4 separate regions of the Homo sapiens genome follow, and all the other regions are linked to region 1. Evidence: chromatin loops called from intact Hi-C (ENCODE). Cell type or tissue: Calu3. All regions are shown on one strand.

The links. Peaks named below come from ENCODE experiments on the same cell type or tissue, not always from the same donor. Only the 100,000 strongest peaks of a DNase experiment are listed, where the experiment ranks them.
Region 2: it touches region 1 in a loop (3-fold over the local background); 9 of 110 quality-filtered maps call a loop at or near these places.
Region 3: it touches region 1 in a loop (10-fold over the local background); 55 of 110 quality-filtered maps call a loop at or near these places.
Region 4: it touches region 1 in a loop (14-fold over the local background); 100 of 110 quality-filtered maps call a loop at or near these places.

What each region holds. Positions count from the first base shown.
Region 1 is chr9:72,818,024-72,826,023 of GRCh38, forward strand. TMC1 (transmembrane channel like 1) reads left to right here. Exons shown (of 24, transcript NM_138691.3): 20 at 2,819-3,058. Among named protein-coding and RNA genes, the nearest start is that of LINC01474, 52 kb to the right of the region's middle. In Calu3, no CTCF peak of the experiment used is centred here; a DNase peak (open chromatin) is centred at 4,518.
Region 2 is chr9:72,199,495-72,207,494 of GRCh38, forward strand. It overlaps GDA (guanine deaminase), which reads left to right. Exons shown (of 14, transcript NM_004293.5): 3 at 3,077-3,248. Among named protein-coding and RNA genes, the nearest start is that of GDA, 54 kb to the left of the region's middle. RefSeq lists a silencer at 3,836-3,995. In Calu3, CTCF peaks have their summits at 3,920 (motif pointing right) and 4,121; a DNase peak (open chromatin) is centred at 3,917.
Region 3 is chr9:72,035,493-72,043,492 of GRCh38, forward strand. It overlaps LOC101927108 (a long non-coding RNA gene), which reads left to right. Exons shown (of 5, transcript XR_001746719.1): 2 at 1-27. Among named protein-coding and RNA genes, the nearest start is that of C9orf57, 21 kb to the right of the region's middle. In Calu3, a CTCF peak has its summit at 3,640 (motif pointing right); DNase peaks (open chromatin) are centred at 3,669 and 6,519.
Region 4 is chr9:72,276,979-72,284,978 of GRCh38, forward strand. No RefSeq gene overlaps it. Among named protein-coding and RNA genes, the nearest start is that of LINC01504, 24 kb to the right of the region's middle. In Calu3, a CTCF peak has its summit at 4,145 (motif pointing right); a DNase peak (open chromatin) is centred at 4,143.

The DNA.
Region 1 (8,000 bases):
ACCCTAGGAGGCTGATGAGGGAGGGGGATGTCATGTAGAGGGAGGTGTGGGGCAGGTGTAATGTAAAATTAGTAGGCTGACTCTGCACAAAGGTCCTCACACACAATCGTTCCATTATTTTATGAAGCATGAGGATATAATGCCTGAGCTTAACCATTTTCTACAGAAACAATTAAAAATGTACGGGGATGTTTTATTCAATTCCATTGGCTTGTGACTGGAGATATTGAATTACTCCTTTAGGAATCGCTGAGTAGTGGAGGTTATTTACGCAGATGTTGTTAACATCAACATTTATAGATAAAATCCATTTTGCTATGATTTGGTTGAATGATTAGTAACCTTTATTTACGCACTTATTTTTTGAAATACACATGATAGTTTCTGTGCTAATATTTTTAAATGATGAAAGCACAGAATATCTTTATCATAGCAGGATATTGAGAAATGGCAGAGAACACACAGTGAGAGAGAAAATGAGTTTTGGACATTGCTCCAACACTGCTTCACTGGGTACTCTCCCGCCAGGTTTATCACCTTTTTTTCTTCACTTTCTCAGTTGATCAGATGTGAATAATTTACCTGACATGTACATGTCGCTGATGTAATAAGGAGAGTTAAATAAAAGAAGCTTTCATTTTCTTTGATCTTCCAGGAAGAAAAGAATTTTATAAGGCTAAAGTGTTACAATGATTTTTACTGACAGATGATGGGATCATGCCTGGGTAAGGGACTTAGTGAGCCGAGCTGATTAGTAATGCATGAGTAAAGATAGGATGAGCATTAACATTCGGATATTATTATGCCAGGACTTATTTTTCTAGCTTATGGCTCTTGAGTTATTTGTTTAAAATGTCTTTGTGATACTTATTTTGAAATTTTGAAATTTATTTATAGATGTATACACAAATAATAAGCATATACATACAAACAATGTGCACGTATATAGGTACAAATATATGTGGTTTTAGGCAAGTCTCGATTTTGAATTACGTGCAAAATTATATTTTAGAATTGATCAGGTTATGCAGCAATGAAACAACCTCAAAATCGTAGCAGCTCATAAAAGGAACATGTTCAATGTGGGGTGGAAGAAGAGCTTTGCTCTTAGAACTTACCTTCACTTTAGAGACCCAGACTGATGGAATAGGATCCATCTGAAACATTGCTATCACACTAGCAGAGAATGAAGAGAAGGAAAACCACACAGGACTTTTAAAGTTTCTACCCAGCAGTAAGGACCTAATTTCTATTCATACTTTATTGGCCAAAACAAGTGATGTCACCACCTGATTTTTAGGAAGACTCAAAGTGTATTACATCAACATGTATTGGTATTGGGGAGTATAATCTAGTGCTTTGCAATTCTAACCCATTAGCTGGGACTATCACTTGCTTACTTGCTCACTTTTTTGGCGTTCCCTCTCTCTTGCTGTCCTGTAACAAAAGTATACTGTATTGTTTTAAAATCTGTCTTCTCATTAGAAAAAAATAGTTTAACTTCCTACAAAGTCTTTGTTCAATTCATTATGGTAAAATATCATTCGTATCTATTGTCCGAAATCTTGTCAACAAGACAGCCCAAATTGTGACAATATTCCACTTTTCAAATAAATGAGTTAACTTTGGGTTGGCAAAAGTTCAATTATAGTGGAAACTAATTTCTTCATCTAAATTAAAAATGTCTCTATAATGAACCAAATTTACGTTGGATTGGCTAAACAACTATTCAGGGAGTACAAAATGCTAAACCTAGCTATAAATGTTGAGGGCTTCATTATAGATAGGACAGTTTAAAAGACAGGGCTCCCCTTACATTTTTAAAATAAGTGCACATATATCTTCTTTTTGATTTTGAAATAATAAATTGCTATTTATATTGATTTATGGTGCTAATGAATTTTCTCATCCAAGAAGAGTGAAACTTATTTTGTTGAAATAATCAACTAAGCCATCAAGTAAAAGTGACCACACCTAAGTTGTTCCCACCTAAAAGTAGTATTTTAAAATGCTTATAAAAACTCAGATGCACAAAGCAGAGAATTCCCAAGACAAGCTAAAGTAAGAAAGTAAACAGATAAACTAAATTTAAATAAATGTGTGGAATTTTCATCTCAAAAACCTATAAGCTAGTTATAAATTTTCAATAAAACCCTATTTTAGGAGGCACAAACACATCATTGCAATTGGCTTTAAAACACCATATCACCTACAAAGAGAAAATGATCAACATCAGAAAGAGAAAATTTATTTTAATTTTTTTCTTTCATTAAGCAAAAAACTTTTTTCATTTGTACAGTCGTGGCCCACTGCAACCTTGACCTCCTGTCATTAAGCAAAAACTAATTATTCATGACAGAAGTGATTAATGCAAATGTACAGTTTTTTTGAGTAGAAGAAGTGACTTTAAGGGTTAATTATTTTTAACAAGTTATATTTATAGGTGTATTAGTCAATGATATAAGTGTTGGGGAAAGTTTATTTTAGAATTAGAAGAAAGAAGTAAAACAATTGTAAATATTGTTTACTCTGTTGTAGTTTAAATTCACTAATGATAGTAGGTATAGTTAGTTACAGCATCCTTTCTATGAAATAATTATGATATGCAATTCCTACAATAATGGGGAAAGTGGCAAAATGTGTTTAGAAGTTGGAAATAGATAAGTGCAGTTTCTTTATGAAAAGGGTTTGTCTGGTTGAAAGTGGCAGTGTATTTTCTGCCTTTGGAAAAGAAGCATGATGTCAAATAAACAGGTGCAGTGTGACTTTGTTATGGAGTAAAGACTCAAAACTGAGCAGAGTTCTGTTTTCTTTCTAGGATGGGCTCCTTCTTTGCTCCCAGCCTCCCAGGCATCAATATCCTTCGACTCCATACATCCATGTACTTCCAGTGCTGGGCCGTTATGTGCTGCAATGTTCCTGAGGCCAGGGTCTTCAAAGCTTCCAGATCAAATAACTTCTACCTGGGCATGCTACTGCTCATCCTCTTCCTGTCCACAATGCCTGTCTTGTACATGATCGTGTCCCTCCCACCATCTTTTGATTGTGGTCCATTCAGGTCTCTTGCTTTTGAAATTTGACTCAGGCATCGTGTTCTTTCGGGGGTGGAGGTGGGAATGGTCATTCATTGTATAAGCTATTTTTTCCCCCCAAACAATGACATTTTTGGTTGGTGGAAATGAGATCCCGGCTGGGCGCAGTGGCTCATGCCTGTAATCCCAGCACTTTGGGAGGCTGAGGCAGGCAGATTACCTGAGGTCAGGAGTTCGAGACAAGCCTGGCCAACACGGTGAAACCTCGTCTCTACTAAAAATACAAAGAAAAAAAAATTAGTCGCGTGTGGTGGTGGGTGCCTGTAATCCCTGCTACTTGAGAGGCTGAGGCAGGAGAATCACTTGAGCTCAGGAGGCGGAGGTTGCAGTGAGCTGAGATGGTGCCATTGCACTCCAGCCTGGAGGACAAGAGCAAAACTCTGTCTCAAAAAAAAAAAAAAAGAAAGAAATGAGATCCTTTGGGTATTCAGGTTCAATAGGTGACATGGAGATTCTTAGGCAAGTTCTGTCTATTTCCTCATTTGGGAATCATAAAAGAGAAAATACTTTATACTTTTCCAGGCTCTGCCTGGGTAAAATATGTATGGTGAATCTGAGCTGTTTCCATGTTAGAGGATAGCTAAGAGCAAGGTCTGATGACAGTGGTCTGGATGTGAGTTTGCCTGACTCTGGGCCGTCACATCCAGACGTGGTCAGCTATCACTACTTCTCTTGTGCATTACTACCTTAAAAAGAGAGAGAGAGAGACAGACAGAGAGAGAGAGAATACCCCACACTTTACCTAGGAAAGAGAATTATTACTAAATACTAATGAGCATAAGGAGGGCCACCCAATTTGTTATCCAAAATATCACATGCTAGTGAAAAAAATTAAGGCTGTTCCACATATATATTCTCTCCTAATTATCATTCAAGTCAGGAATCGAGAGTCACAACGGCTCCTTGATCCAATTTAGAGATACACATTTCTACAGTTCTCTATGACAGAGCTCTCTTCTCTCTATGACACATATCAGAAACCTAAGTCCCTGGGATCTGGAGGATGAAGTTTCTTTCCCTAAAGGGCCTTAGAAATGAATCTACTACAAGTTCTCCCAAGAATCTCTGCATGTTGATTCACTGGCCAGCATGCACTTGAGCTGTTTCTCCTTTTCAGTGAAGGAAATGAGACTGTAAAAAGCCATGTGAATGATATGCATGATGCTGTAATGCCCACATATAATTCCTCCATTATGTTGTCAGACCCAAGTTATTTAATTAAAGTCAAAAGGTTCATTGCTGACAGACTAAGTATATAAGAGACATTTTCACTCTTAACAGTAGTCTGAGTTATTGCTTTGCTGGAAAACAAGAAAATGTTAAGCCAGCTGATCGAGTTAAACTAGCTGGACCTCTGTCTACTCAGAGAACTGATGTTGAGAAGCTCTGTTAATTCCGTTGTGTGTGTGTGTGTGTGTGTGTGTGTGTGTGTGTGTGTGTGTGTGTTTCCAAGTGGGCTGAAATAAATAATGCAGACAGTGACATCTGGAGACTAAATATGAAATTACAGTCTTGATGAGACATTCGTCTCAATAAATTCCGAACCAATCTCAGAGTACAAAGTTCAAGGAATATGCCATTCAAAGGCTTTAGTTAATTGCAAATTATTCACACTACTTATTATCCAGGATAAGTTTAGGTGTGCATTAAGCTATTAATTGGAAGTTGATCCTTCTCAGTAAAACATAGCAAAGGACCCTAGCTGCCTGTAAGGGAAACCACACAATGTAAACATGGATCTCCACAGATGCATTCAGATTTACAATACGTCTTAGACATGAACAATAGTTGCACAATTTCAGCTTCTTAAGCCCTAACTCTTCTGGCTTTCCTAATTGGCAAACTTAGGCAAAATTATGGCATGTAAATCACTATTTTGAAATCAGGGAAATTTATTTTTTATTTTTAAAATTATTTATTTGTTTTTTAATTTCCATAGGTTATTGGGGAACAAGTAGTGTTTGGTTACTTGAGTCAGTTCTTTAGGGTGATTTGTGAGAAATCAGGGAATTTTAAATATTTTCAATGGAGTACTGGGAAGGGTTATCTCTATGCTATTTAGATTTTTTTTTTCATGTCAGTTTCCTCACTTTAGAGCCAAAGGATGTTTGCATTGTTTATTTGTCTGGACTTAAAAGTTTGAAAGGATTGTCCTGCTCTAGAAATGAGGTGAGAATGCTTGTATGCTTGTACTAGTGGGTGCCTCATAGCTTGTCATCTTTATGAACCCCAAGTTTTAGGTGATTTGCTTAACCTTCCTGGTGAAGGTTGTCTGACTCTATCTAGATCCTGGGCAAGCAGGAATTTAGGAAATATAAATTTGAACTAGGTTACTGGAGGTATCACAGTGATGGCTAGTTGCTCTCCAGTGTAGGGAAGTTTTCAGGTAAGATGGCTATAGTATATTTATCCATTCAGTAAAGCAATTTGATGAGATATTCTAGCTTGTCTGGTTTTATAAGACCTGGCTAGAGAGGGTAAATTTTCCAAGAAATTATTCCAATAGGCTAGTAAGTGGATTTATCGTAAATAGTTGACAATTTAAAGATGTCCAGATGAAGGCAATTCTAATTGTTCTATAGCATTTCCTGACACCTGATGTTTCCTCCCATCTATGTCAATAATTCTGAACAATTTATAGTTCTCTAGGTTTTTATATACATCCCTGCTTACATTATGACAATTTTATTTTTCATATATTTTCATCTTACTGCAAAGATAATATGTGTTTATGCTAGAAAACCTAAACATTGTAGAAATATTTTTACATGAAAAGAAACATGGCCCATAATCTTGAAAACCTGAAATAACAACTTTTTAGCATTTTATATTCTGTTTTGCCTTTCATGCATGATTTTTCATAACTGAGCTTGTACTGACACAGGATGTTTCTCAGCCTCTTCACTGGACTCACAGAGGGGCACCCTGTCTACTCGGCCTGCTGTGCTTAACCCCTTGTGGGAGGAAGCACGTGGGCAAGTGAGTGCGGGATCTGGCGAGACACACTGGGCACTGACACAGGAGCAAGCTCCATGTGGGGCCCGTGGCCAGACCAGGTGTGTCACCTTGAGGAGAATGCAATGGTGCCCAAGTGCCTATGACCCTAAAGCCCCAGAGGGGGTGTTACAATGCTTCCTGAGTTCCACCATCCTCAGCCTGATGGATGGCAGTGTCTTAGCAGCTCAGTTGGCCCCTTGCCTCATCATGTGGGGCAGCTGCCCTCCACTGGAGAGGGCAAAGGGCCAGTGTGACAGTCTTTCCTGGGTTCCCACAATCGGTGGGTCCCAAGCTCTTGTCCAGCATCCAAGAAGAATGAGGTCACATGGATTATTGAAGGATGGTGAAGGAGGAGAATTTTATTGAGTAATGAAATTGGCTCTCAGCAGAGAGGGCAGTTGGAGAGGGGCCAGGAAGGGCAGGTCATCTTCCCCAAAGTCAGGTTGTCTCTTCTCCAAAGTCAGGCCGACTCTTCCCCAAAGTCAGGCCGTCTCTCCCCTCTACCAACTGAGTCTGTGGTCTTTATAGGCACAGGATGGAAGTGTGTGCTGACTGGTTTGTGAGTATGCAAAAAAGGCTAAAGTGAAGGTGTCACTCAAAGGTAGACACGACAGTATAGAAACCCAACTAGGAAAGGGTAGGTATATGTAAAATAGGTGAAGGGTGGGGATGAATCAGAGGAAAGTGCGCCAAACAGGAAGACAAGTTCTCAATCCGGTCTGAGGATTTAACTTGGACCTTGGCTTTCAGGCTTTAAACTGTCTTTGGCTTGGAGGTGGCATTTCACCAGGTACCTGCCCCTATCTGCCTAGGCATTTGGCTGCCTCCTGTTGCTATCAGTATACTAGGTGCAGGTTTTTTAGTATTAAAAGTTAAAATTATATTGTGAGACTGCTATTATATTGGTCATTTGCAATCATGCTTTATGCATCTATTTTTCTTAATAGTTTAGCTGACTTCTAGAGATTGGGGATAGAGAAGTTTCCTCTCTGTGGATCTAGGACACAGTAAAGTGCTGGTCAATAATTTGAATGAATGAATGAATAATGACTGCTTATTGTGCACTAAGCACTAGAAGAGACACAGGGTTAAGTCCATGCATTAAGCATTGATTCTGGTCCTGTGGCACTTATCACCCAGCTGGGAAGACAGGCCTCCTCATAAACTGTTCTAATCTAGAGTGGCGCTATGCCTACAGCAGGACTATGGATAGACACAGACAACTGGAAAACAATTCTGAGAATATTGTATGATAGCATACTTTGGCTAACCTGGCAGGAGAAGGCATTGCCAGGGACATGTAGATGCGTCCATAATTTGTACGTAATTAAGATATCTGGACTCCTTTCTTTGGTAAAAGACCTGACCTGAAAAAGGTACACAGGAATCCCCAGGGACTTAGCAACTTTGCTTTGGGTCACACTGGATGCTGAGAAGGCCTTTGTGTGTAGGGATAATTTCATAAAATTTGAATGCCCCCACTCTAACTACGTTCATCAGCTATGACCTGAGGTGCTGGAGAAGGGAGGATAGATGGTCTTATCTTTTTTGGTACTTTTAATTTATCTGCTTATCCTGTATTCCATCTGGCTGGGGCTGCATTGGGGGGTATGAACAATTTGGAATGGTGAAAAATAAAACATATTGGAATAGGGAGTTATAATCTTATATTGCTTGTAAGCTTCATTCCCTCTTATGTATCATAAGTCTTGAAAATTAGAGTGTAGATCTTTAATTTGTGAAGCAAAACTTGTACCTCTGTAGTCCAATGACTACTGACAAAATATATGGAGTCACTATGTCTGCTGGAAGATAGTATTGGTTAGACCAGGAGAAAAAAACCATAATCTGGGACTTGCGTGTCATTGTTATTTAGTAGTTGAAAATGCTTAAAGATTAAAATACAAAAGC
Region 2 (8,000 bases), 620 kb before region 1:
CTCCTACATGAAAAACATAAAGTGACTTGAACTCTTCTTCATCCTAACTTTCACTACCAAATATTTTAAAAGGGCGCTCTCCATCTGCACAGGACTTTCTCAAACACTCTCTTTTTAGCACTTAGTGCAGTAACAAAAACATTCTAGAGACTCAGTGACTACTTTTTAAAGGAAGAGCTAAATCTTTCCAAAATTGGGGGTCTTAGGATTATTCCTGAGGCCATGCATTTTTGACCCTTGCAGTTTTTGGCACTAGTCACTGCCCTGCTCCTTCTTGAATGTCTCTTCTTTACTGTCCCTGACACCTCTCTGTCCTGGGTTCCCTCTACCCTCCTGACAATAACTCTGCCAAGATTGATCCTGATCTTTTCTTTCTCAGTCTTACTCCTGAAGTCGAAGGTGCTGCTTAAGATGTTGGTTTGTTCTTCCTTCCACAGAGAACTCTGGCATCGCCAACTTCTAGAGTTACCTATATAAGACCCTCAAATCTGAATCCTTTCTTTTTTTTTTTTTTTTTTTTTGAGATGGAGTCTCGCTCTGTCACCCAGGCTGGAGTGCAGTGGCATGATCTCTGCTCACCTCAAGCTCCGCCTCCCGTGTTCACGCCATTCTCCTGCCTCAGCCGCCCGAGTAGCTGGGACTACAGGCGCCTGCCACCACGCCTGGCTAATTTTTGTATTTTTAGTAGAGATGGGGTTTCACCGTGTTAGCCAGGATGGTCTCGATCTCCTGACCTCGTGATCTGCCCGCCTTGGCCTCCCAAAGTGCTGGGATTACAGGCGTGAGCCACCGTGCCCAGCCTCCTCTCCTTCTTTTCTTCTGCCTCTTCTCCCTTCTCCTTCTTCTTCCTTTTCTTGCTCTTCTTCTTCCCTCCTCCTCTTCCTCCTCCTCCTCTTTTTCTCCTTCTCCTCCTCCTTTCTCGTCCTTTTCCTCTTCTCCTCCTCTCCTTTTTCTTTCTCCTCATTTTTCTTCCTCCTCCTCTCTGTCTCCCTCATTCACCCGTAACCTCCTCAACTAGATTATAAAGTCTTTGACGACAATATGCCTTATTTTTCTCTGGACTCTCCACAGGGCTTGGCGGTTTCCTAAATATAGTAGACATTGGGAAATATTATTTGGTTAAACAATTTAACTGCATGAGGAAGTTACACTGCTATTCCGTTTTATGACGGGAGAGAAAGCAAAGACCCAAAGGACTGACATTGTAGAGAGATCAGTGACTGATACCTGAGAGAAATCCATATTCCACCCTCCCTTTCAGAGTGCTTCCCACATTATAGGCCCACTTAATGCTGCCTTCTTGACGTCCTTAAAAATTTGTCACAGTTCTTTATTTCCATAGTCAGTGAATTAACAATTCCATCACGTGGAACGTAGTGACCGAGAGTACTGAACCTACAGACAAACTGCCTGGGTTTGAATCTCAGCGCCAAAGCTGACTAGTTAACAGTTACTTTTTTTCAAGCTACATAAATTCCCTGAGCTTTAGCTTACCCTTATGTAAAGGAGGGTAACAGTACTCTCATACTTACTAAGTTTCTTGTGAACATTACATCATCATCATCATCATCCATAACATTTATTGATGCTTTCCATTATCTAGGCATTGTTCTTACACACACTAAATACATCCTCATGACAGCCCTATGATGCTACTACTATCTCCATTTTACATAAGGGGAAACTGAGTCACACAGAATTTTTTTTTTTTTTTAATATGTCAAATATCTAACTGCTGATTTATGGTCAAACCTGATTTCAGATCTTAGCAGGCCAAAACCAGAATGTATACACTTTAACTCAACTGCTGCCCACAGATGAGATGATGTATGTAGAACGCTGTGCCAGTGCCTAGTGAATGTACATATTCAGGAAACATTAGCTGCTGTCACCATCATTATTATAATAACTGACTACAAAAAAGCTAGTCTTTTCCATGCGATGTAGAGGCTTTCTTGTAGTCAGACAAGATCAAGATGACCACTGAGTCTGCCATTCCTTGCTCTTGTTTTAAAATAAAGCATTTAGAGTTACTCATGGCTTTATTTGGCTTACAGTTAGGTGGTATGTATACATTTGATTTGATAGCATGAGGAATTATTTGTAATGTTAGGTTTCAAGTTCAAGTTGCTTATGTGATTGAATACTTACCTAGGATAATGGTGGCAGTAGAGGGTCCCATCTTTTGGCAAATATCTGTTTGGATGAGGTTGGATACTTAATAGTGACTGTGGTGAACTGCATTAGCTCTTTAGAAAAGCATGAAGTGTCTGTTAGCACCATACTGCCTCAATTCTGTGGGTAGTGCCTCTGAACACTTTCCAGGACTTTCTAATTATAAGAATTAATAGAAATATGAATATTAATTGGTGGATCATGGTGGTAGCATTAGTGATCACAAGCATCCTGAGCATGGTTGTCACAGCATCATATGTAACTCCCTCTTCGCTTCACTACTTACACCACTGCCCGTTTGTGGTCCATCTCCTGAGATCGCCTGTCCCTAACCAGCTTGCTCTTGCTGCTTCTATTTCAGAACTCAGTTTCTGTAACACGTGGGAAAAGACTAGGTTTCTTGTAGTCAGACAAGATCAAGATGACTGCTGAGTCTAAAATTGCAGCCAGTCTGTTTCTCACCTTTAGTTGCCCTTAGTGACTGGTGTGCACATTGCTCAGCACGGCTCTAGAAGTTTTAAAGGCCTCCTCTTCCATTCTTGATCTCTGACCTACAACTATCAGTTGTGAGAACAAAGTCATGGGATTAAATCAGAGTTCCCGTCCTTTCTTGTGCCACCACTGCTTTGCTTCTGCTCAATGCTGTGTTTTTCCCTCCCTTCGTCATCACTGGTTAACCCCGACCAGCCATTCCAACCTAGAAGCTATATCTCTCCTAGCAGAGCTTCATTTTTATGTCCTGACCTCTAAATAATTGGAGAATTTACAGTTGTCTGATTGCATTACCTATAAACCTGTGTGGGTGAACAGTGAAATCATGCTTGGGAAAAAATGTGATTTAAAAATATGGGAAATGACTGAAGATATTATTAAATACTTTTATTCTCATCTTAATTTCCAGTGAGTTCTTCATGCCTGGGCTGGTTGATACACACATCCATGCCTCTCAGTATTCCTTTGCTGGAAGTAGCATAGACCTGCCACTCTTGGAGTGGCTGACCAAGTACACATTTCCTGCAGAACACAGATTCCAGAACATCGACTTTGCAGAAGAAGTATATACCAGAGTTGTCGTAAGTATCTTGTGTGTGAGTGTGGTATTCTGTTTGGTCATCTATAGAAATATCAGTTTCCTAGGACAGATTTAAATTATAAAGCATAAGCAGTTAAGCCTAAGATGGGCCATAGAGAATTTTTAAGTTTCTTTTTCACAGTCCAGTGAGTTTGTGACCACCTCACCTACACAGCTAGTCAGTGGCAAAGAGAGAATTTGAATCCAAGTTTCCAAAACCCCAATCTGGTGGGTTTACGTTACTCTTTTACTTTCTGTGTTTTACTTTACCAAATCTGGGTTTAATGAATATGTGTATTTCCCTACTCCTGCTAATCCATAATGCTGTTCTGAGGACCATATGGATTCATTATGTGACCTTTGCAAAGTTATGTGACTCACTTTTCCCATCTGTAAAAAATAGAGATCATGATAGTACCTATTTCACAGGATTCTCATGATAATTAAGCAAGTTAATATTTGTGAAGTTCTTAGAATAGTGCCTAGCACATGGTGGGAGCTCTATTTGTTTGCTTTAAAAATGCCCAAGGAAATTTAAAATTAAATATTTAAATTACTGTTAGAAGGAATATCATGTTATTCTGGGAGCTTTGCAAGGAAGGAAAATAGGATGGTCCCATATTGCATGGCACGTGGTAATGTGACTTGAGCACTGACACCACTAGAGGGAACTCTGGGGCTAGTACAGTCATTGAACAGTGGCAGTAGTGTGTACCAGCCATATGTTGAAGGCTCTGAAAGTGTCCTTCCTTCTCCTCTTTCAGGAAAATCAGTTCCTTTCTTACTCCAATCCTGTGCCCAGAACCAGAATCTACTCAGGAATTAGAAACAGTTTCTGCAGTAAAGGAGCTAAAGCGCAAATGCTGCCTTGTCTGATCATTATGTCCTGGTGTTCAGCGCACTTGGTCTGAACACTCATGGATTTTTGTGGGACCCATTGATTCCTCCTAAGGTGTTCACTACATGTGGTGGTGGCAGTATTATAAGCCTTCCACATCAACTGACCTAACCATCTTGCCAGTTTTTTTGGTCTTGCATCATTCCAGTCTTAGAGAGTAAAAGCAAGTGCTTTTTTTTTTTCTTCTTTTTTTTGGAGACAGAGTCTCACTTTGTCACCCAAGCTGGAGTGCAGTGGCATGATCTCGGCTCACTGCAACCTCTGCTGCCCAGATTCAAGTGATTCTCCTGCCTCAGCCTCCCAAGTAGCTGAGATTACAGGCACCTGCCACCACACCCAGCTAATTTTTCTATTTTTAGTAGAGACGGGGTTTCACCATATTGCTCAGGCTGGTCTTGAACTCCTGACCTCATGATCCACCCACCTCGGCCTCCCAAAGTGTCAGGATTACAGGCATGAGCCACCGCGCCCGGCCGAGCAAGTGCTAACATTTATACACTTGCCTCACGTAATTATAAATTCAGTGCAATTGTGGATCTTACATATTTAGCATGCACCACATGACACTAGAAAAGCTGAGAAGGACTAAAGCTATGTATAAAGTAGCTGGTGCATTGTGTTAATGAATGGTGTTAACCACACCAAATCTTTATTCTCAAAATTTATTTATGCCTCACATTGTTCTAAAAAAGATGTGAGATAGCTGAAAATTGCGTAGTATACAACAAAAGAAAATGAGTCATGATATCAAGGCAAAGAAAAAAAAGGGGGAAGGAAAAGTAAAATAAAACCAAGAAAACAATGTCTACTGTGGGGGTCCATGCATTTGTTAGTTTGTCATGAATTTGGCTTTAGATTTCTAGAACCTGACCCAAAGAGGGAAATCAGTTCTGAAATTTACACTGCTTTTATGATTAAAAAACACATTTGTTAAGGTAAAGCATATCTATGCTTCATACTGAAACTTAAGAAAATTAATCTCAATATTCCTTAGTGTGGATAGACACTATGCTGCCAAAATATATATTGTAAAGATTCTATACTATCAAGAAGTCCAGATAGATCATTCTTTTATGTTTAGAGAGGTAGAGTATCAAAGACTATATATTTTTCAGGCAGTACTCCATATAAATTATTTCTGACATCAGAGATTTGTTTAAGTATTTGATGTCAGGCCGAGTGTGATGGTGGTTTAAGTATTTGATGTCAGGCCTGTAATCCTAGCACTTTGGGAGACCAAGGTGGGTGGATCACCTGAAGTCAGGAGTTTGAGACCAGCCTGGCCAACATGGCAAAACCCTGTCTCTACTAAAAATACAAAAATTAGCTGGGTGTGGTGGCATGTGCCTGTAATCTCAGCTACTCAGGAGGCTGAGGCATGAGAATCGCCTGAACCCGGAGGAGGAGGTTGTAGTGAGCCAAGATCAGGCCACTACACTCTAGCCTGGGTGACAGAGTGAGACTCTGTCTCAAAAAAAAAAAAAAAAAAAAAATTGCGGAGCACATATCCTATGTTCTTTCTTATGTGTCTGATAATGAATGAGTGTGGGCCCACAAACTTTTAAGTTGGAGGCACTGAGGGTATGGCTGACATCTGTTTAAGGGTGTGGAGATGTGTTAACTAGCCACGTAGCCTACTCAGTGGGATGAGCTCAGTGGGAATAAACAGTAGTAGCTTTGGGTTTCCTTCCTCCCTTCCTTCTTCCCTTTCTCAGGGGTCTCCCTGTCCTGTCCCTTTACTGTAATTAGGGCACTTCCTGAACTTTCTAGTGTTTTCAGTTCATTCTAGTTGTGGAAAGAAAAACTTCACACAAATTAAATTTAACAGAGTAAATTGAGCAAAGAACGATTCCAGAATCAGGCAGCTCTCAGAACCAGGAAAGGTTCAGAGGACTCTGCCCAGCAAGGTGGGCAGGCAGCATTTAAGACAGAAAATGGAAGTGAGGTATAGCAACAGCTTGATTGTTACAGCTCTGGGTTTGCCTTATTCAAACTTGTTCTAATCACTTGGCACCTGTGACTGGCTAGAGCTCAGCTGCTGTGATTGGCTGAGACTCAGCTATTTGTTACAAAAGCATATTACTAATCAGGCTTTCAGTGAGTTGATAAACTAAGTTAGGTTGCAGTTCCTTATAAACTCAAAGTTGAGAAGCATGCTCAGGCCAAATTTAGCTTGCTTTAACACAGTCCAATTTGAAGTTTCAATTTCTCATTCACTAAAATCTTCTCCCATATAAGCCCTGTACCTCCTGGTTTGGGCCTGACACTGAGGAAGGGGCTTACTATCAGTGTTTGTGTAGTGCTTCTAAATAACCCCAGCTTTCCGTTTCAATTTCATCTTTAAGTCAAGATTGTAGAAAGGTGCTTAAAATTTTGAAAATTTAGAAAAATTTAGATTACATATCCGTTTTAATTTTGAGTTTTATTTTAGTTTGGTTAGTAAATGTAATGTGTCATTTTTCTTGGGGATAGCTGAGATTTATGACCTAATAAAAGGTTAATTTTTATGATTATTCTGCGATTTTTTAAAAGAAGACTGCATTTTCTCTGTTGATTTGACATTTTTTTCTATCTCTATGAGATGAAGTTGTTAAAAGTCTTGAACACTTCTATTCTTTTGCTGCATATTCTCCCATATGGTAAGACAAGAACATTTTCATTCTGTTCCCTTCTTCATCCCTACCTTTTTTGCTACGTCCTATGTTATATCATCTGAGATTTTAGTTCCATTTTTTTTTGCCGTGTATACTATATTTAAGATAATATTTAACTTTTAAGTTTAATTTAAAAAAATTATCTCAATTTAATTCCAGTTTTTTATTTTAACATCTGCACTTAATTTAACAATGAGGGCCGGGCACGGTGGCTCATGCCTGTAATCCCAGCACTTTGAGAGGCCTAGGCGGACGGATCACCTGAGGTCAGGAGTTCAAGACCAGCCTGGCCAACATGGTGAGACCCCGCCTCTACTAAAAATACAAAAATTAGCCAGGCATGGTGGCGGGTGCCTGTAATCCCAGCTACTCAGGAGGCTGAGGTGGGAGAATCTCTTGAACCCAGGAGGTGGAGGTTGCAGTGAGCCAAGGTGCACCATTGCACTCTAGTCTGGGTGACAGAGTGAGACTCCATCTCAATAATAATAATTATTATAATTATAATTTAACAATGAGCTTTGCTTTTTATTTTGCTACTTGGATCCCTGTCTTCATTCATTTTTGTTGGAATATATCCTCTGACAATTCTTTCCAATCAGGTGAGTGATAAACATTCTAAAACCTAGAATTATCAAAAATGGCTTTACTTTTTTTTTTTGACTCTTGAACAATGCCTTAGCTGTAGAGAGAATTCTATTTGAAATTATTTATCTATCAGCATCCAATGTGCTGACATCAATGTGATTCTCATTTCTTTCTAGTTAATTTTCTGGCCTTTGAGATTTTTTTCTTCATTCCTGATATTCTGAAATTGTAATTGTTGATCATCCCAATTCATTCTCAGTTTAATTCTTCAATTCATTCTCTTTAATACATAGTTCTTTCAATAAGAGAACTTCTGTCTTCCTTCTGTTTCTAGGAATTCTGTTATTTCTCTTTCTCTTTCTCTCTCTTTCTGAGTATATTCCTCTCTTCAATCTATTCTTCCTTTTGATAATTACTATTAGAAAAATATTGAAACTTCTGTTCTGTTTTCATGTCTCTAAACTTTTCTTTCACACTACATTCTTAGGAAATGGTATGGGCCAGTTTTGTAAATCATTAACTCACTCTTACTATTTATAATAACCTGTTCCTCTTTCAAGATATGACATCCTGTCCTATTCATCAAAGGATGCTATTTTTCATTCATTTTATGTCT
Region 3 (8,000 bases), 780 kb before region 1:
AGGAGGTGGAGATGTACAGAGGAGGAGGTTAGTAGGCTCAGAGAAGACGGCGTGATAGAATGGATTTATTGCATAAGACTACTTATTGCCGACTAGGTTTTCAAAGAGGGCCCAGGGGTACTCTTTTTATCAAAGAGATAAGGAATGTGCTGGTGAGGGGCGCCAGAATCACTGACAGCTCAGGGGTGTCTGTCCTCTGTAGGTTAGGGCTGATAATCTTAGGTGGTATTGCAAAACTGATCTCTTTTCTGGTGTCAATGGGAACAGTAAGATTTCAGAATGACAGAGACCAGTGGCAGTGCTTAAGCATCTGCATCAGATGCATGGAGACAAAATTATCATAATTAACAGTAAGCGTGGAGTGTCAAGTAGAGCACCTTGACCTGCAAGAGTCTATAATGATGGTTCACAGAGTTTGGTGTTCTTAGAGGTGAGGCAGATGGGTAGCCAACTAGGGTGATGCTTGAGTTATAGCCAGAAAAAAAAAAAAAGAAATGATGAGAGAAAGACTGATGTTAGTTACCACTATAAATTCTCTCTATCCTTGTTTTCATATTCGAGTAATTTTCAGACCCAAAGTCCACTTAGAAGGGACTATGGGGCTGGGCGCGGTGGCTCACGCCTGTAATCCCAGCACTTTGGGAGGCCAAGGCGGGCAGATCACGAGGTCAGGAGATTGAGACCATCCTGGCTAACACGGTGAAACCCCGTCTCTACTAAAAATACAAAAAATTAGCTGGGCATGGTGGCGGGCGCCTGTACTCCCAGCTACTCGGGAGGCTGAGGCAGGAGAATGGCGTGAACCTGGGAGGCAGAGTTTGCAGTGAGCCGAGATCGTGCCACTGCACTCCAGCCTGGGCGACAGCATGAGACTCCATCTCAAAAAAAAAAAAAAAAAAAAAAAAAGGACTGTGGGTCCTTGGAGGGAGGATTCTACAGCTCTCCAGCAAGTATATATAATACGTGGTCCTCTAATTCTCCCCCAAACAGAACTACATGCTGGGGAAGTTTCTATTGTGAACCCTGTCTAGGGCTGTTGGATACAGGATTTCAGCTGCAAAGTTTAAAGGAGAGCCATCATATCCCTGTTCAATTCAATTGCACGACCCCTGTAAAAACCAAATGGGCTGTAGCAATAAAGGTGGACTACCATAGATTTATACAAATGGCCCCAATTATAGCTGCTCCACTATATGTGGCATCTTTACTGTAACAGGTCTGGTACTTGGTATTTGGTTATTAACCTGGAGAATACTTTTCCCCCCATTCTGTCAGTAAAGGTGAGCAAAAGAGTTCACATTAATGTGGGAAGTATAGTAATGTACCTTCACTGAATTGGATCAAGGTTGTATTAAGCATCCTAATTTCTGAAATAAAATAGTCTTCATGATCCTTGATCATCTTGACATTTTGCAGCATATCATGATGGTCTGTTACCTCATTGATATTATGTTAATTGGATCTGGGGAACAGAAAGTAGCAAAGACTGTGGATGTTCTAGTTAGACATATGGGGTCCAAGATAAAATGAAAAAGATTCAGGGGGCTGCTGTATTGGTGAAGTTATTAGGGGCCCAGTTGTTAGAGATATGCTGGGACACCCACATATCTCCAGGAGAGAAAGAAATCATAGCATCGTGTACCCTCCACCACAAAGAGGATTAGTGGTTGTTCAGCATCTTTGGATTTCAGATGCAGCCAATTTTGAGTGGAGACCAGGGCAAGAAAGGACTTTATAGCAGGTTAGAGTCGTGCTGCAGTCTGCCCTGAGTCTTGTGCTAAATGACCCAGCAGGCCTAATGGTGCTAGAGGTACCCATGGTGGAAAGGATGCTGCTCAGTCTCCGGCAAGCTCCAATAGGGGAGGCACAGCAGAGACCCACAGTATTCTGGATACAGTCATGCCTTCTGAAGCAGAGAACCATGCACTATAGGAAAAGAAGCTCGATGAGGGTTATTGTGCCATTGTAGAGACTGAGTATCTAACTATAGGTTGTCAAGTGGCGATGAGAATGGAGATGCTCACCACGGATGGGGCATCGTCATAACCACTGAATCATAAGGAACTTTCGTAATTTATTGTATGATGAAAAATCGTTCATAAGGATCAGGCCCAAGCAGCTCCAGAGGGTATGTCACTTTTGTGGCACTAATGCCTCTTCCTCAGTTCACACACATGGCCTTACAACAGCTTCTGGATGATCCAGTGGTGGAAGAGGAAAACTCTTGCATCTGGTTCACAGATGGTTTGGCTTAGCATATGAAGGGAAGGAGAAAATGGACAGTTGCCACATTATAGTCTCATTCAGTATTGACCTTAAGGACAGAGTGTGGGGGAAATCCTCTCAGTGGACAGAGCTGCAACCGGCACACTTGGTTGTTCACTGTGTATGGAAGAAGTGGCCCGAGATTCAGATATGCATAGACTTCCGGCTAGGGGAGGATGGCATGGTTTGTTGACCAAGGGTGTGAAACTAGCAATATTAGAAGATTGGTGACATGTGGATTGCTATAGTACAGATGTTTGTGTCTCCTGAAAATTCACATGTTAAAACCCAGCGTCCAAGGTCATGGTATGAGAAGGTGGGGCCTTTGGGAAGTGATTAGGTAATGAAGGGGATTAGTGCCTTTATAAAAGAGACCCCAGAGAACTGGCTAGCCCTTTCTATCATGTGAGGACACAGTAAGAAGCCAACATCTGTGAACCAGGCAGCAAGTCCTCACAAGAAACGAGTTCCTGGGTTAGGTGTTTTCCATAAGGTACTTTTTTTTTTTTTTTTATAGAGTCTCACTCTGTTGCCCAGGCTGGGGTACAGTGGCATAATCTCGGCTCACTGCAACCTCCGTCTCCCAGGTTCAAGCAATCCTCCCAACTCAACCTCCCAAGTAGCCAGGATTACAAGCATGCACCACCACACCTGGCTAATTTATTTTTATTTTCATTTTTAGTAGACACAGGGTTTCACCAGTTTGGCCAGGCTTGTCTCCAACTCCTGACCTCAAGTGATCCGCCGGCTTTGGTCTCCCAAAGTGCTGGGATTACAGGCATGAGCCAACGCGTCTGGCCTTTCATAAGGCATTTTATTTAATTATCAGAACAATTACATGAGTAAATATTACAATCACAACAATGTTGATGAGAGAAGTTAGGCAACTTGCCAAGCTAGTCAGCTGGGTGGCTAGGATAGAATCCAGCTGTGGTCCTCAACAGTGCAAACACAATTCCCACTTGTTTTTTGAACTTAAGAGCTATGTAGCCTACTGGGTCAGGTGAATTTACTAGGACTCAGGAATCATCTTCCCTCATCTTCACTCCTTATTTTTTAACCTACATTTTACACTTTGTCCTCCTCAGTCAGACTGCTAACCTCCTTCACAGGCCGTGTTATTGAGTAGCTAGGATTACAAGCGCTCACCTCCATGCCCAGCTAAATTTTGTTTTTTGGTAGAGATGGGATCTCGCTATGTTGCCCAGGCTGGTCTCGAACTCCTGGGCTCAAGCGATCCTCCCGCCTCAGCCTCCCAAAGTGCTGGGATTACAGGACTTAAAGAGACAGTAAGTAGAACATCTTGGCCTGATAGGTCCAGGAAAAGAGCCAGGGCAACTATCAGCTTGGACTGTAGAGTGCAGTTACCACAATTGGCCACCAGATGGCAGAAGCACTCAGGGAATCGCGTCGGGAAGGCAAAGGATGTGCTGAAGGGCTTAGGGGAAGCCTCAGGCCCGAGATCCAGAGGTTAGCGCGTTCTCAGCAGGGAGGGCCAGTTGTTCAGGTAAATATAATTCAGACAGCTAGAATATGGGATGCGCTGGTGAGATTCAAACAGGCCCACTTTGGTTCTACCAGAAAGAGAAATAGGGAGAGTGAGCTGGAGATGGGATCATTGCAACAGAACGTTTCAAATGCTCAAGATCAAAACACAACATAAATAAGCTGGGAAACAGGCTGGATGCGCTCTGCAGGCAGGATGAGAACGAGAACGGGTGATTGGCATTCGAAGACAAGGTTGAGCTGTGAGTGAAATTCAGGGTAGGCTGAGCATCCAGAAGGGAGTGAACCTTGGTTATGCCTGGGACCATCTGCCCCATAGATGACCGTGTAGCGGACCGTATTTCATAGAAATGGCCCTAAACACATTTTGGGTCATATGTTTCCCAGAAGCTTAGTACTTCCCCGACAAGGGGTAGAGTCTAGGTACTCTCCCTGTGAGCCTGGGCAGGGCTTCCTGACTGCCTCAACTAACAGAGCACAGTGAAAGTGACATATATGACTTTCAAGACTCAGTCATAAACACGGTGCAGTTTCTGTACGGCTTCCTCTCTCTCAGGACCCTCACTTAAAAACCCCGAGCTACCATGTGAGGAGCCAGGCTACCTGGAAGCTGCCATGTTAGAAACGATGTGGAAGGATCACATATGTTGGGGCTCAGAAAATAATACCCCAAAATGGAGACCTCAGAAGCAGAAGTTTTTCTCTGTCACTCTCCTGCCCTCCTATCTCTCAGTCACATTCTCCCCTGAGGCCAGCCAAGGAAACGAACATCCCTCTTCCCCAACATGGGTTACAGCAGCGGTCCCCAGTCTTTTTGGCACCAGGGACCGGGACTAGTTTCATGGAAGACAATTTTCCCACGGAGTGAGGTGGGGATGGTTTCAGGATGAAACTGTTCCATCTCAGACTATTAGGCATTATGTAGATTCTCATAAGGAGCACGCGACCTAGATCCCTCCCATGTGCAGTTCACAATAGGGTTTGGCCTCCTGCGACAATCTAATGCCACCACTGATCTGACAAGAGGCAGAGCTCAGGCGCTAATGCCTGATCACCCACACTCACCTCCTGCTGTGTGGCCCGGTTCCTAACAGGCCATGGACCAGTATCGGTCAGTGGCCCTGGCATTGGGGACCCCTGGGTTATGTGAAACCAGAACTCCTTTTCCCTAAAGCTAGTCATAAAACCTAAAAATATTACTCTAATCTACCCCTCTGCCTTTCTGTATAAAAACTGGCCATAAAGAAATTATTTGGCTTATCTTGTTTGACTCTTGGTCATAAGACCCCCATTTCAGAGATGATCCTGCCCCATATACAGAAGGAAAGAATACTGCACAGAGAAGCCAAGAAGAATCTAGACAGACAGGCCTTACTCAGTCTATCGGCATTAGATCATTCCATTTTTGTCTAATCATATTTCCACATAGTCCATACTGTATTGGACCTAAGCAATAAAATGGACAATGTCCCCTGTATTTTTGAATCTTCATTCTAAAGGCTCCCACTATAATAATAGTCCTATACATAAAATAGTATGTATATGATTACCAAGAAATATAAAAATATTTTTAAAAGATATAATACATGTGCTTCTTTAATAATGTATTAAATAAGATAAAGTGTTGCCTATAATAACTACTGTAACTTTCAAGTGTTGGTGAGCATAAATGATATTTGGAGGTATCTGCACAACTGTGATAAAACAAACTTATTGGCCGGGTGTGGTGGCTCACACCTGTAATCCCAGCACTTTAGGAGGCTGAGGCGGGCAGACCACGAGGTCAGCAGATCGAGACCATCCTGGCTAACACAGTGAAACCCCGTCTCTACTAAAAATGCAAAAAATTAGCTGGGCATGGTGGCGGGTGCCTGTAGTCCCAGCTACTCGGGAGGCTGAGGCAGGAGAATGGCGTGAACCAGGGAGGTGGAGCTTGCAGTGAGCCGAGATTGCACCACTGCACTCCAGCCTGGGCTACAGAGCGAGACTCTGTCTCAACAACAAACAAAAACCCAAAAACAAACTTATTGCTATTTTTTTGGTAACAAAGTCACAGGTACTTCTAATATTTTCATGGCTTGCTGCTTTTATGCATTATGGAAGGAAAAGCTATGTTTCAGTTAGAAATGGGCGAAAATAAAGGAATAGTATTTTTTTTTCCCATCAAAGTTCATGGACAACTTCCCCTACATTCCCCAACTCCCACTGTTGAGAACCATGGGAAGCGGGTGCTTGCAAGGATCTCAGGGAATATTAACCAAGCCTGTCTTTGCAGACGGTGGAAGGGAAGGGAGTGACATTTGGTCCTTGCCCAAGGTCACATGGCTCTTTGGTGGCAAGGCATTTCCCTAAGTGTTCCCCTGCTCCTTTCCATTGTCTTTTCATTCTCCTTCCAGTACATCTGTCTGCTTCTCTCTTTCTCCATGGCTTTTTCTTCTTCTATGACTCTTCCTAGTCATAAAATGAAATGGAGATCTTTAAAACCAAAGCCATGTGTACACTCACTGCTTTCTCATTCTTATCCACAATTCCAGAGTTTTTTTATTGGGCCTCATTGTTCTCATTTACATCCTGTGACTTTTCACATGAGCCCTCTGCTTAGATCATAAATCCGTGTACATTCCTATATCTCACCCCAAGAACACGCTGCACTCTTGGTGGTGCACTCTTTTTTTTTTTCCATGTGTCTACATTAGCGTCTCTTTCACGTGCGGTCTGAGAACTACTTTTAGCAGAATCACCTGGCCCTCTGCCCAGCCTCATGACTACATGGGGGTGGGTGTTGAAAACTTGCATTTTATTAAGCTTCACTGACTGGTCTAATGGCTCTGAATGTTTGCGAAACACAGACCTGAGTCCTGCCCTTCCTGAAGGGCCACACTAGTTCCACCGACACTAGTTATTCTTTTTTTTTTTTTTTTTGAGACAGAGTCTCGCTCTGTCACCCAGGCTGGAGTGCAGTAGCGCGATCTTGGCTCACTGCAAGCTCTGCCTCCCGAGTTCACCCCATTCTCCTGCCTCAGCCTCCCAAGCAGCTGGGACTACAGGCACCTGCCACCACACCCAGCTACTTTTTTTGTATTTTTAGTAGAGACAGGGTTTCACCATGTTAGCCAGGATGGTCTCGATCTCCTGACCTTGTGATCCGCACACCTTGGCCTCCCAAAATGCTGGGATTACACACATGAGCCACCGCGCCCGGCCGATATAGCCTCTTCTAACCACAAGAGCCTCACTCCCCCTGGAGACTCCTACTTTTAGTATTGCTGCTTCTTGTATCCTATCCTGTTAGCATGATTCAAACGTTAAAGCCAAGAGGAAGAAGGAAGAGAATGAGGTGATGAATACTGGTCATGTACCGGATATTCTGCAAGGCTCAGTGACGCACTGTTGACCATGTTTCACAAGTAAGAAAATTAAAGTTTAAAATGTTGGGTAATGTGTTCAGGGTCACACAGTTAATAAACGGTGGAATTAAACTGCTAGCCTTGGTCTTTTTTTTTGTTTGTGCTCCAGTGCCTCTGTTCTCATGACACAGACTTTATTCAACATATCCTCAGGGTTGAGGCATAGCATCTTTGCATTTGCTGCATCTCAAAATATGTTCCTTTTTTTGCAATCATCTGGAATTGATCCTTCACAGATTTCTTTCTCATTTTCTACCCACTCCCTTTAATGTATGTCCTGCTAAAAGTTCTGTCGTGGTCTCTTCTCTTTTCTCACTCTTCATTCTAACCTCATTTTTTGCACCTATGTGCCAGATGCCTGAATCTATCTCAAGCCAGGATTTCCCTGTTGAGCTTCAAACCCATATGCCCCAATGCCTAGTGTCAGTTCCATAGGGACTAAAATCCAACTAGCCGGACTTTGTTCCTTGGCCTCACTTCCAAGCACCTTTTCTTACCAACCACTTCAGCTGCGGTAGCAGATTCTGTGGGAAGCCTCTTTCAACATGTTCTCCAGCCTGTATTTGGTGGACCTCCCCAGTGCAGAGGCTCCCATGATCCTTTTCTATTCTACCCCTTAATTTCTCAGGGCCCCAGGGCTTAGTCCTAATCCCTCTTTCCTTCACTCATTCCTTAGGTGGTCTCATTGAGTTTAAAGGCGTTTTCAAGCGTAGATTTTACTGATGGATCTCAAATATCTCTCTCTCCAGCCAGATCTCTCCCCTGGGCTTCAAACTTGCATATCCTATCACACATTAGCCATCTTCATAGGGGCGTCTAATC
Region 4 (8,000 bases), 540 kb before region 1:
GTGAGAACCTTTGGAGACAGACTGTTGGAAAGTATCTGTGCTCACTTTACTCAATGCAATCCAGCTTTTAAGTAGGGCCGGCTATGTGTATCTTAATATGATTTTCAACAGCTTCCCCTGGAAATCTTTATGTTCAGTAATATTTTACACAGACCAAAACTGGGATACCAAGGACGTCAAGAGAATATTCATGACTTGGCTAAGAGTCAAAGAAAGATTTTATGGTGACCCAAGAAAAGAGTCAATAAATAGCCAGTCTTTCTTTAGAAATTGTTCTTTAAAAGCTTGATTATTTCTGGTTTCTGGTCAAAATTTACTCCAGGAAGACTAGACAGGCCATGCTGGCCAAAAGCCCAATTGTCAGGGCAGCTGCCCTTGAAGTTGGGAGAAATTTTATTAACAATAAAGTTCCAAGGTCAGAATCTGCAGGTGGGAAAAACTCATGGTTGAAAATTGCCAATAAAAGACAAGTTCAGTGGTCTGTGCCTGCAATCTCAGTGACTCAGGAGGCTGAGATTGGAGGATCGCTTGAGTTTAAGAGTTCATGACCAACCTGGGCAACATAGTGACACCCTGTCTCTAAAAAACAAAAAGAAAAAGAAAAAAGAAAATTGTAACAAACACCGATGAAATCAAACTGAGTCATGCGTATCAATTTGGGTGAAGTTTTCAGGAATCTCTAAATCTATTTTCTTGGTAGCCAGGAAAAACAGCAACAACAACAAAACCTTATAGGGATGAACTCGTTCTCTAAATTTAAACTCCTTGTTTAATACGCTTTTAGCAGGAGATCATCTGAATCTGTTAAAAAGGCACACTTCTCATGATGTTTGTGTTAGTTTGGGTTCTCCCCAAAAACAGAGCCTGAGAAAAGAACTCAGGTGTAGAACATGGGAGGCGATCCCAGGAAACAGGAGAAAGGGAACTGGAAGAATGAGCAGGGAAGGAGAAAATCAATATAAGGAAGGGTACATTATCAGGGTTACTGCCATGGGCAGTGTGGGCTCAGTTCTCTCAGGAACGCTGAAAAAGAAAAAAGTTCTTGTGGGTCAGGAATTTGGGAGCAGCTTGTCTGGGCAGTTATGGCTCTAGGTTTTTCATAGGTAGCTGTTAGATGTTTGCAGGGGCTGTGATCATCTGAAGGCTTGTCTGAGGCTGGGGGATCCCTCTCTAAGGTGACTCACTAATGTGGCTAGCAAGTTAATGTTGGCTTTTGGCCTTAGGCCTCAGCTCCTCTCCACATGAGCCTCTCCACAGGGCTGTTTGATTGTCCTAGCAATACAGCGGCCAGCTTCCTCCAAAACAAGTGATCCAAGAGATAAAAATGGAATACACAATGCATTTTATGATGTGGCCTTGGAAGTCACACACTGTCACTTCTTTCATATACCATTGATCACACAGACCAGACCTGATTCAATGTGGAAGAGGCTATGTGAAGGTGTGAATTCCAGGGAAACAAGATTCTTTGTGGTCATCTTGTAGGCAAGCTGCCACCTAGCCTCAATTTCCTAGCCACCAAGTTCTTGAGAGGATTAAATGAGATAACGCATATAAAGTTCTTTTTTTTTTTTTTTTGAGATGGTGTCTCGCTCTGTCACCAGGCTGGAGTGCAGCAGTGCAATCTCGGCTCACTGCAACCTCTGCCTCCCAGGTTCAAGCGATTCTCCTGCCTCAGCTGGGATTACAGGCACGCAACACCACGCCTAGCTAATTTTTGTATTTTTAGTAGAGACGGGGTTTCCCCATGTTGACCAGTATAGTCTCTATCTCCTGAGCTCATGATCCTCCCGCCTCGGCCTCCCAAAGTGCTGGGATTACAGGCATGAGCCACTGTGCCCAGACTGCATATAAAGTTCTTAATACATTACCTGGTATAGTAAATACTCAATAAATATTAGTTATCACTATTGTTATGAGCTTCTCTTTTCTTTTATCTTCTTTCCACCCAGAGACAGACCATCTTCATAGTAGCTGCCATGATTGTAAATTAGTGTACAGCTGATTGTTTAACTGAATTGAATGTTTAGTTTCAAAGCCTAATCTGGGCGTAACATCTGAGTAGAAAATCCTAATGCAACATTTAAGTTTTTGAAGGGCAGCAGGTTATCTGAAAGCTTGATAGCTCTTTCAGTTTGAAAGCTGTTGTCTGATCATCACCCCTTTCACTTTCGTAGCTCTGGACCCAGTTGAAGCCCAAGGACTTAGCTCTACTTCCTCCACCCCTGGCACCTGCTTGTCATGCTAAGAATTGATCCTCTGAGAGAGGCTGGAGGCTATAAAAATTCACCTGTGTCCCTCACACCCTGGTGGGTTTCCTGATGGGTCTGAATCTCCCTCCCTAACCCACACCCCTAGCTTTCACCAGGACTCTTTGGAACCAGAAGAGCATTCTGCATATTTCTTTGGTTTGATTCCTATGTTTGAGGTCTGGCTGTGTGGACAGATTTTATTACTTTATGTCTCCCAAACTGCTCAAATCCTCACCTAGGTGGCATTTTAACCTAGTTTCCTTTTCCCCAGCTGGTGAAGCAGTGGTGTATGAATAAATCCAACATCCTTGGCAGGAGAAAAACTTTTTGTCTGATTACTAGAGCTACAAAATATCTCCTTTGTCCTGTTGTACTTTTGGGGTAACATGATAGTCCACTCTTTCCTGCTCTTCTGTCTGTATTTGCTGTTATGGACCATATTTGCTTTCTCCATCCTTAGCCATGGCCGTGTTTGTTTTGACATCCATAATATCCTTAGACGAGCGCTGTGGTTCTTAGCCTTGGCTGCTCATTAGAACCACCTGAGAGCTTAAAAACTTCTCAATACCCTGGCTAAACACCAGAACAATTATATAGGGATCTCTGGGCGTGGAATCCAGGCACCAGTATTTTTTTCAAGCTTCCTATGTTGATTCCAATGGGCAGCCAAGTTTGAAGACAGTGATTCTCAGACTTTTTAAACTTAGAACCCCTCACCTCTCTTAAAAATTATTGAGGAGCCGGGTGCGGTGGCTCACGCCTGTAATCCCAGCACTTTGGGAGGCTGAGGCGGGTGAATCATAAGGTCAGAAGATCGAGACCATCCTGACTAACATGGTGAAACCCCATCTCTACTAAAAATACAAAGAAATTAGCCAGGTGTGGTGGCAGGCGCCTATAGTCCCAGCTACTTGGGAGGCTGAGGCAGGAGAATGGCGTGAACCCGGGAGGTGGAGCTTGCAGTGAGCCAAGATCACACCACTGCACTCCAGCCTGGGCGACAGAGACTCCGTCTCAAAAAAATAAATTATTGAGGAGCCCAGAGTTTTTGTTCATGTCGATTATATTTAGATATTTACTGTATTAGAAGTTAAAACAAAAAGTTTAATTCATTCACTTAAAAGTAATAACAAACCTATTATATGTTAATATAAATAACATTTTTTAAAAATGAGAAATAGCTATATTTTCAAAAAACTAGAACAGCAGCTTTTTTTTCTGTTATTTTTTATTTATTTATTTATTTTTTGTGACAGAGTCTTACTCTGTCACCCAGGCTGGAGTGTAGTGGTGTGATCTTGGCTCACTGCAACCTCCACCTCCCAGGTTCAAGCTATTCTCCTGCCTCAGCCTCCTGAGTAGCTGGAACTACAGGCATGCACTACCATGCACGGCTAATTTTTTGTGTGTTTTTAGTAGAGACGGGGTTTCACCATGTGGTCAGGCTGGTCTCGAACTCCTGACCTCAAATGATCCACCCTCCTTGGCCTCCCAAAGTGCTGGGATTACAGGCATGAGCCACCGCGCTCAGCTACATTGTTTTTAAATAACTTTAATGCCTGGTTTAATAAAAAAAAAGCTTGGATTCTCATATCTGCTTCTATATTCCATCTGTTGGGAGTGCAGCATGTCATGTGGCCTCTGGAAATCTCTATATTCATAATGAGAATAAAAAAGGCAAATTTTTATATTATCATGAAAATAGTTTTGACTTTGTGGACCCTTCTTTGGGTTCCCCAGGCCACACTTTGAGAACTGATGTGCTAGAAGACTGTAGAGTGAATGATGCCAAGGGAGTTAGTTAACAAGCGTCTCTTTTCACCTCACTTTCAACTACCCTTCAGTTCTCCCTGCCCTTATTACTGTCGGCCTCTAGAGGGAGCGCGAGGTCCTTTACGCCAACACCCGCAGGCTGCTGCAGCTGAGGCCAAATTTTAAGTACCTGCAGGAGCTACAACATTAGGGAAGGGGGATCTTGGGTTATAAGAAAAGGAATGAAAGTTTTTCTTTTCCTCCTCCTTTTTGTTCTCCTTCTTTTTCTGTTCCTCGCTCTCCCTCTTAGAATTCCTGAAGCAGTTGACATTTTTCTTTGTTGAGCTTTCCTATTATTCCCATTCAGTTGGTGCAATAAAGAGCAAGACAAGCAGAGATCCGAGAGTACAGGCTAGAACCATGGTTCTCCCCCTTCATATTCAGCAGAACCACCTGGGCAGTTTGTTTAAATGTAACTTCTGGCCGGGCGCGTGGCTCTTGCCTGTAATCCCAGCACTTTGGGAGGCCGAGGCGGGCAGATCACAAGGTCAGGAGATCCAGACCATCCTGGCTAACACGGTGAAACCCCGTCTCTACTAAAAATACAAAAAATTAGCCGGGCGTGGTGGCGGGCGTCTGTAGTCCCAGCTACTGGGGAGGCTGAGGCAGGAGAATGACGGAACCTGGGAAGTGGAGCTTGCAATGAGCCGAGATCTCGCCACTGCACGCCAGCCTGGGGGACAGAGCGAGCCTCTGTCTCAAGAAAAAATAAAGTAGCTTCCGCTGTCCCTACCACAAAAGCTGTTGATTTCATAGGACTAAGGTGAGACTCATGAATCAGCATTTCTAAGAGGACCCCAGGTGATTCTAATCCAGGTGTTCTGAGGACATGGTTTTGAGAAACAGTTACCTGAGAGAAGAGGTCACCTGGGCCTACATATTTCAGGTAAAAGGAGCCTAAAGCTAAGTATACTTCGTGGGAGTGTAGAGTAAGCATGGCCCTCACCCAATGTGGCTAGAACCCTCTAGAACTCAGTATCCTGAATTTTAAACACATATCTCTCATTATGGCTAGAAAATTGCCTTTAAATTTTGCTTGTATCCCCGCTTCATCTAGAGTCTCTTCTTTCCAATGAAAACACTGGAATATGTTCATTGGGACCATCTAAGAATCATCTGAGACCAAGCTGCATGACAAAGCAGCATCAGGTAAAGAAACTGGTGATATTTAACCTGTAGAAAGGAAAATTTGATACAGATTAGGGAGCCATCTTTCAATATATAAAGGCCTACAAATGTGTTTTAAATGACTCTAAAGGTAACATTCAGAAAGTCATTGGTAACTTGGAGACAAAACAATGTTATTTGTTCTACAGAATTTTCTGCAATCACAGCTGCCCAAACAAGAAATGGACTGTCTTGGGAAGGGTGAGTTTATCATCACTGCAAGTATCTGAACACAGCTTGAACAATGACTTGGTAGGGATGACATGGGGGTGATTCAACCACAGGTTAGGTGACTGAAGAAGACTTTGAAAGTCCTTTCCAACCTGGAATATTTGATCTATGCACTGAACAAAATGGAACTTTTTTTGCCCCCTTGTTATCCTACCTATTTCTCTGTGAAAGCCTCCCAGGCAAGGGACACACAAGACCAAGTCATGCTGCAGGTTTTATTCATGGTGGCTGTGACAAATCTTGGACCTAAGTTGAACCAGAATCTATACACGCAGTTTGATTTGAGTCACTGAATTCCCTTCATCCTGAGAGTGCATGCATTTGTTGGGTACCCTGTTCTATCTTTTATTCCTACACCTGCAGAGTCCCTTAGTTCCTTGTACTCATAGTGTGGTCTCAGGACCAGGAGGAGCAACATCACCTGGGAGCTTCCTGGAGATGCAGAATCTCAGGTCCCGCTGAAAGAGACTGCAATTAACCTCTAACTTTGAGTTTAGAGGCAAATGCAATATATTCCCAACACAAAGTAGTCTATAAATGGAAGGCTCTTTCAGGAGAGGAATAGTGGTTTGTTGATCTTTGAGGGCCTTGCTCACAGCCAACTCTCAGAGTGTGTTGATGTGAAGTGGTTTATCAAGCTAGATAAAGAAAGGAGGAGCAGCAGTACACCAGGAGAGGGTAAGTCGAAATGTCTCTTGGGAGTCAGGGAGGAGTTACAAAGTAGCAGAAGGACTCTGAAGATAGTCTCCGATATAAGCTTGATCCACCTCTCTACTTGTCTAGAGTGCATCAAGGTCTCCCTTGACATTATCACTTACAGCAGGCTATCCCATAGGGCTCACCAGGTACACTCAATTTACCAGTTTGTATAGATGTGAATCGGATCAATAGCCACCATGTGGCAGGGCCAGGACCTAATCCTTGTGTGCTCTGCTCTGTCTCCTATACCTAGAGCCAATGCCTCTCTTCTCTTATCCTGTATTAGTTAGCTACTGCTGCATAACAAATTAGCTCAAAATTCAGAGACCTAAAACAATAATCATTTATTATCTCACATACTATCTGTGGATCGGGAATCCAAGGGGAACTTAGCTGGGTGATTTTGGTTCGAGATCTCTTTAAGATGTTTGCCAGGGCTGTCATTGTCTCTACAGAAGCTGGAGGATCTCACTCACATGACGATTGGCAGGAGGCCTCACTTTGTTATCAAATGGACATCTCCGTAACCTACTTGAAAGTCTTCATGATGAGGCAGCTGACCTTCTTCAGAGCCAGGGATCCACAAGAGAGCAAGGCAGAAGCTGCAGTGTATTTTTCCCCCCAGAATATCCTATCAATTACACAAGTCAGCCCTATTCAATATGGGAGGGCATTTTACAAGCTCATGAATACAAAGAGGCCATTGGGGGCCATCTTAGAGCCTGGTGACTACACACTCTTAGACTCTGCTCTCTCACTTTGATCATTAAGACAGACCACTTCTTCAACACACATGTCTACATATATAAACAGTATGTTACAAAAGCATGGCTCATGACACAATCAAAACACAATTTTAAAGTAGCCTCCCACTATTCCTGTAAAATTATTCCATAAAGGTGATTTTCCTAGCCCTTGGTAGGCCCATGACTTAACAGCTCACTCTTACACAACATCGAGACCTACTGTCACTTTACAAGGCAAACATAGTTAATTCATAAATTAGAATATCTACTCCAAAACAAATTAAAATGTTGAACTTGATTTAACTTTGCTTTTCCCCAGATGTCATCTGGTCCTGCTTTAGGCTGAAACTTATAGTTTAAAAAGGAAGTGTATTGTAGAGTGTCTGGTCAGAAAAATAGACACTGCTGTAGAGATGTCAAGAGAGAGGGACTTAATGCAGCACATTGGCTCCAAAGGGAAAAGGCTGAAGGAGCAAAAGAAGGAAAGTGATGATGAAGCTGTGAGCTGGAGCTCATAACCCCACACTTGGTGTTCAACTGCTAGAGATGGGACTGCTGCTGCTGTGGGACCTGCTGGTTCTGCTGAGCAGAAATTCAGAAGGCTGCACTCCCAGCGATGCTGCCAAAACCACTACCAATGCTGCTCAAGGTCACTGTTAACGCCAGGTGATCTGCCTGGCTCAGCCTCCCAAAAGTGCTGGGATTACAGACATGAGCCACTGGGCTTTTTTTTTTTTTTAATTATAGTCATCCTAGGGATGTGAAGTGGTATCTCTTGGTGGTTTTGATTTGTATTTCTTTAATGACCAATGATATTGAGCATCTTTTCATGTACTTATTGGCCATTTGCTTATCATTTTTTCAGAGAAATTTATGTTGAAATCCTTTGCCTATTTTGTTTTATTTTAGAGATAGAGTCTCTCTCTGTCACCCAGGCTGGAGTGCAGTGGCATGATCATAGCTCACTGCAGCCTTAAACTCCTGGGCTCAAGTGATCCTCCCATCTCAGCCTCCTGAGTAGCTAGGACTAAATGTGTGCACCACCACACTAACTTTTTATTTTTTGTGGAGATGGGGTCTCACTATGTTGACC